Regions from separate parts of the Mus musculus genome. Here region 1 is linked to region 2. Evidence: chromatin contacts called from ENCODE Hi-C or POLR2A ChIA-PET data. All regions are on one chromosome and are shown on one strand. The core of a region is the stretch at or near the end of the contact, and the rest is flanking DNA. Distances in the headings are between cores, read along the strand shown.

Region 1 (3,334 bases), core at 413-2,912, 130 kb before region 2:
CAGCACTAGGAAGAACTCCACTTTCTTTCTTGCCAGTTTTCTCATGTTTTAGAAAAGACAAACAAATCCCACAGCTTCACACACCCCAAGAGTCTGACCCGCCATACATTATCCCAAAAGATAAAGTTTCCTCTGAAAACCCCAATTTGTTTTTCTACTATACTGCTTGTAAACTGAGACACACTTACCACAGAGCCAGATACTTAAGAGGACTAAGAAGGCAGGGTCATCTCTGGCCCACTGGTCCTTTGTTTGCTTCCGGTAGTGAAAGTTTCTATAAACCCTCTGAGGAGAGGTAAACAGGTAGAGCATCTGCCATGCAGCAAACTCAAAGTCCATCTGCCGAAATCGAAAGAGCCTTCTGAGGTACTTGTAGCGTTTTGCTCCAGCCGTGTGCCTTGCTGCATCCCTGGAATTTAATACTCCATTCCCGTGCATCGAAGAACTCAAGGAAGTACTTGGTAGCATCTTCCTAGATGGAATGAGAACATTTCTCTTAGATGTAATCTTAAATGTAATTATTTGGCTACTAGAACTCCTCGTCAGCGCTATGACGTTTTCTCTTGCCACCTTCAGAAAGGATTAGGGGCCAGAAGCTATAGAGTTGGTTCTGGGGCTTGTCTAGGGGCTGGCCAAGGGTAATGCCATCAAGGCAGTACCACAAACTCCTGTATCACCTGAAACAAGCACTTAACTTCAGTCGATGGTTTCCCAACCTTCACCTCAATCAAGCCTTTGACAGCTGCAGTAGCTCACTACTGATAATGGAGGCCAAGGAAAAAGCAGCACAAGGGGGTGTGCAATGACGTCCTCATTAACACGGGACAATGACCGAACACTGGTTCAAAATTCCGTGTTTGTAATGACCAAGATTTAAAACAAACAAAAAGTTTAATCTAAAAGCAAGGTTACTGAAAAAGTAAGACACACAGTTTATTTGTACAAGTCCATCGGCGATGGCCAGCAAGTCCCTGGTTATTCAGAATGTGACAATAAAAATTACACTCCTTGATGGTTTTACTCCTAGGATGGCTGGGTAGGAGGAATAACAGCGCGAAGGGGCCAGTCCAACTAGTCCGAAGCTAAATGACTGCTGGTCACCGCCCAGCCTACCTGCCCTCCGCGGCGCGGCGCGGCGCCCCGCCCCGCCAGCAGGTCTCCATTACCCCAAGCCTCTGTCAACTAAAAATACAAACGGCCCAGTGACATTTGACTTAAGAACAAGCAACGACAAGGTTTCAGGGTGTGTGTCTCCTTGCAAAATTTCAGACCTGCTTAGAATAGAAAAACGGCTCTAATCCTGCGATTCCCACGTAAGCGGCTGTCTTTGGTTTTACCCAGCAGCTCCACGGCGGGCCTAGGACTCGAGCTGCCGGGCGCCGGCCGGTCCCTCGCCCAGCCGCTGAGACGCCAGGTCGCGAGCTAACCGTGGAAACGGCCGACGGCACGAACGCCACCCTGCGCACACAGAGCAGGCCGCACCTGAAGGCCCTCGAGGCCTCGTCCTGGGCCCGGGACTACCGCCACCTTCCCAGGGCAGCCGAGCCCAGCCGCCGCTGGGGCCACTTCCCTTCCCGCTACGTAGCCCGCACTTGCGGCGCTCTGTATTTACGTTACGGACACGCACTTCCGCCACGCGTGCGCATACCCTGAAGAGTCGCACTCCTGGCGGAAGTTGTTGAGACTTTCTCCCACCCTCGCCGGTAGCTTGCCAGTGGGCGTGTCCCACGCCCTTCCGGGCCGTGCGGGGTGACCGAGGGCCGTGATCCAGTGTGGTGAGGGCGGTGGGTCCCCGCCATGCCCCGGTATTATGAGGACAAGCCGGAGGGCGGCGCGTGTGCGGGCGTGAAGGAGGATCTGGGTGCATGTCTGCTGCAGTCTGCCTGTGTGCTCCAGGTAGCGGATCTGGGTGGCAGAGCTCAGTCAAGACTGGCTCCATGATGGCCTGCGAGGGGAGGTCACGTCGAGGGTAGAGGTCGCGCGTCCGCTCCTGACTTTGGACAGGTCTCTTGAGCTCGCATCCCCAGTTCTTACTGGTGTTAAGTGGGAGATAACTTACTACCCACCTAAGGATTTTGTAAACCTTCAGCCAGCTCTGTTCAGGAAGCGATCCCTGAGTGCTGGCACGCGCCACCAGAGACTCCCACTCTAAGGGCAGCTGCCAAGGCCTGTGCCTGCGCCGCATGGCTACTTGATCTGTGGTGGAGAGTTTTGGTTCCTTGGCTTCTAGAATATGGAAGTATCTCATGGTGTGCCATAGTTTCTCTCTGCCGATCTTTAACCTATCTTAAACCTATAGCATTGCATTCTGGGAGGAATTCAACATAAGCCTTTATACTATGTGCTGCCTTGGGAAACAGGCGAGGAATGAGAAGGGCTCAGAGAAACGTAGGGTATGAACTCAGATGATCACAACGTACCTTCCAGTGGGGGATAGTGAGGAGAAAGGGGAGTGGGGAGAAGGTTCAGAACTTTCTCAAAAATAGACTTCTTAAGATTTTATGACTCTTGGAAAACCAGAAAAGTTGAAACTTCCAGAGGGAACTCAGTATGGTTTTCCCATTACTGACCTTGACCTCAGAAGAGCAAGGCCTCTTGCCCGCTGACTCATCTCTCCAGCCCCTCCACCTTATTACTTGAGATAGCATGTCAGTGGACCTAATTGGCTAGCCTAACCAGATCTGCTTGGCTCCACTCCCATTCTGGGATAAACGACTTCTGCCACCATGCCCAGCTCTTTATGTGGGTGCTGAACTGGGAGCTCTCATGCACAGCAAGCATTTTCTTTACTTAGCCACTTTGCCAGCCCCTCCCTATTAACATTTATATACAGAGTTTAGTACTAACACTAAAAGGTCTTTATTTTAACACATCCAATTCATGGTTCTCATCCATAGGAAGGCTTATACAAACATTGACGATATGTCCTAAAAATCTTAGGCTCTGGGGGCTGGAAAATAGATGGCTCAGTGGTTAAGAGCACTTGTTGCTCTTACAGAGGGTCAGGATTTGGTCCTAGCAGCCATAAGGTGGTGCACAATCATCTATCCTCCAGTTCCTCCTGGTAGCCTCTTTGACATCCATAGGCACCAGGTCTGTATGTAGTGCATGTTTGTACATGCAGGCAAACACTCATAAAATTAAATTTCAAAGCAGACTCAAAATACTTACTTATTTGATAATCTTTACATTTGCTTTTCTTTAATCACCAAGGTTAATAAAAAGGAATTAAGAATTTTCTTAAGTCAACTTTAAAAAAAAAAACTACTTTCAGAAGAACAGTTGTCTGTGCTTTGTGGGACAGTCTTTCAGACATTCACATTGGTTTGTATAT
Region 2 (3,022 bases), core at 16-2,515:
CTGAGTTAGCAAGTGACAAAACCTTCAGGATTCACACCCAGATCAACCAGCTGTGTGATGTCCCAGCCCTGTGATGTCCCCATTGTCCACACAACCCACCCGGGGAACAGGAGTGAACGAAGCAGAATATTACTGCAACACCCCAACTTCCGTACCACCCCACCCCCATCCCCTTGGCCCAGAGGCCCTAACTGGCAGGTGACAAATCACATTCTACTCTTAGGCAATCTCTCAACATCAAACACATTAAGAGGCAAAGATTTACAACGGCCAATACTTACTTCCTTCTTACCCAGAGAGACATTTTCATGAGCTGTCAAATCCAGGCAGGAGGAACCCACCATTATGTAATGTCAGAGGGCAGGAGAGAAGGGGCAAGAGAAACCAAGGCCCATCAACACTCCTTCCCTTCGCCCACAAAGATATATATTTGTGTCTGACATTTTGAGTGTTTCCGTGGCCTACACATTCATGACTGGCTTTGCAAAAGACGACCACGGATCCCTGCAAACCTCTCAGGCCTCAATTAGCTTATTAGGAAAGCCAGAAGAATATAAAATACATAAAGCAAAGGTGAGGGAGATCCTGTCCTGGCCGATGCGCGAACAGAAAATGCTCAAAGAGTTGCGAGGACGTAGAGTCCGTGTCTCCCACCAACATGTATGTTTATTTTTACCCGGTGTGTTGACACCCGAGATACCGCGAGGCCTTCAGCGTCGGATGCCTATGGGATACAGCAGAGATGCAGCCGGCGGGCGCGTTGTATAGCATCGCACGGCTCCCCGAGAAGCCCGCGGCAAGGGGACCGCAAGTCTAGGATCGCGCTCCAAAGACGCGGCCAGCGAACCGCTAGGCTGTACCACTGCCATGACAACCGCGGGCGCCACCGGGCCGGGTTCCCAGTGTCTCCAGCTCCCAGCCGCCCAGCCCACTCCGCTAAGCCCGGCACACCGGACCTGGCACGGCCCAGCTCGGCCCACCTACCTGGCGCGCCCCGGCCCGGACACTTGCTCAGCCTTGGCCTCTGTCCTCCAGGCCGCACACCCCGGCCTCGGCCCCGCTGGTTGCTGTCCGGTCCTGAAGACCGGCCGGGATTTGTTTCCTGGCCGCCTCACTCCGGCCGGTGGCGTCCACCCCAGACCCGAACCCGCCGTCCCCGCGCAGCCCGAATCCTGCCACCGCCTTCTCTCAGAACACAGCGCACAACCCCGCCCCGGTTCCGCCCCCTCACCGCGCATGCGCGCCCCACTCCCCGACCGCCGCCCTGCCCCCTCCCTCCCTGGCTCCGCCCCTAGGAAGCCGCACCTCCCAAAAGGTCACACCCTCTTATGTGACGTCACCCAGGAGTGGGAGTTTTTCCACCTTCACATGCCCTGAGGCTTCTGCCCAGAGAACAAGCGATTCTAGAAAAACGCTGGAGGTCGGAAGTGCAGGTGTAGCTGATCCATCACTCAGTGGGCGTGGCCACCAACAAACTGTAGTCTTTTGAACTTCCTTCCAGACCTAGTCTACCCAAAAGATAACGGACCTTAACACTTCCTCCTCAAAATTCTATTTTTCTATAGGGAAGAAGACCAATCAGGACTTTCGGAGATACATTTTTTTTTATTTTATTACTTATTTATTTCCACTGAGACAGGGGCTCCCTGCCTCTGATCGTTTTTAACTTTATTGTAACGTTAACATTTCTACCTGATGAGGGGAAACTTAAATGGACAAACAAAAACATTTTTCAGGTTTTTTTACACCTCATTTGTCTGGTTTTTTTTTTGCTTGTTCTGTTTCGTTTTGGGTTGTTTTTTTTTTTTTTTGAACAGGGTAATCCAGGTTGGTCACCCACTCACTAGCTGCCCTTCGTGTTATTCATGTTCCTGCCACTGCCTCCTAAAGGCTGAGAGTACAGGTATGCACCACCACACCCACTTTTATCTTCTAAAGAGTAACTTATTACCAAATGCTTATCTTTTATTAATCAGATGAAGGGGAGAAAATATTGATTGAACCTTAACCCTAAGGCCAAAAGCCAAAAAACTCAAACATGCTTAGAAAAATTAAAAATATTGTCCTTATTTCATCTTCTAAAATTCAAGTGACTGATATACCTGATTTTCTTACGGTAAAATTAATAGAAATCCCCCTTTCAATCTCAAAAGCATTCTCCTATGAGATAATAAATTTTATGGTCAGAGTCTTAATTTGCTTTCTCTCTTCCTGGGTTAAACCACTGGCCAAAAACGACTTGGAGAGGAAAAGGCTTATTTGGCTTACAGGCTACAAGTCCATGATCAGGCAGGAACTCAAGACAAAAACCTAGAGGCAGGAATGGAAGCAAAAGCCAGGAGCGAAAGTTACTTGTTGGTGTGCTCTCCATGGCCTGCTTAGCCTGCTATTTAGATAACTCAGGACCACCTGCCTGGGGTGGCACCACCCACATTAGGTCTTGCCCTTCCACATCAACCATTAAGAAAATGCCCCACAGGGTGCCTACATTGCAATTTGATCCAGGTATTTTCTCAACTGAGGTTCCCTCTTTTCAGATGATTCTAGCTTGTGTCCACCTAACAACAACAACAACAAAAAGCTAGCTTGCACAGCTGTGTTATTTATATTCAAGCTAAAGAGGGTTTTCAAATCAATAGCATCCTTCTTTAAATTTATGAGTTTAAAAATAAACATTAATCTCATTTCAACTCATTCAAGACAATTACGAATCTGACCAGAGTTCCAATATTTGTCCCTTGACTCTTGCACATTTGGAGTAATATGAAAAGACCAGTCATGTTTTTTACTATGCTGATGGACACCCCCATTCCACCACAGAATGAAGATTAGCAAGGAAAGGCGGAGCCGAGTTTGTGAACAAATACGGCAATGAGCATTGACTACACATGACAATATACCAGACTTAGCCTTGACACAGTGTACCAGTCTTTCAACATTCTTGACATTTGGACCCCAAACGTTGGCCATGTAAACATCTTAGTGGGAATGGAAATATTCCTAGGAGATGAGAGTGGCCCTC

Evidence for each region. A loop is a pair of places that touch in the nucleus more often than their neighbours do. ChIA-PET counts read pairs that join two places held with the same protein, here RNA polymerase II (POLR2A).
Region 1: a loop to region 2 is called in a map of T-helper 2 cell, with 1.9 times the contacts of the local background. The contact joins the promoter of Coa5 here to the promoter of Inpp4a in region 2. A Hi-C loop is called at or near these places in 1 of 37 maps with a recorded cell type or tissue (T-helper 2 cell). POLR2A ChIA-PET finds 5 or more read pairs at or near these places in 2 of 5 experiments (Patski and embryonic stem cell).

The regions. Positions count from the first base shown.
Region 1 is chr1:37,428,431-37,431,764 of GRCm38, reverse strand. It overlaps Coa5 (cytochrome C oxidase assembly factor 5), which reads left to right and starts at 1,662. Exons shown (of 3, transcript NM_198006.4): 1 at 1,662-1,896. The coding sequence starts at 1,798. It overlaps Unc50 (unc-50 homolog), which reads right to left and starts at 1,626. Exons shown (of 6, transcript NM_026123.4): 1 at 1,272-1,626; 2 at 189-472. The coding sequence starts at 468.
Region 2 is chr1:37,298,081-37,301,102 of GRCm38, reverse strand. It overlaps Inpp4a (inositol polyphosphate-4-phosphatase, type I), which reads right to left and starts at 1,265. Exons shown (of 26, transcript NM_030266.4): 1 at 985-1,265.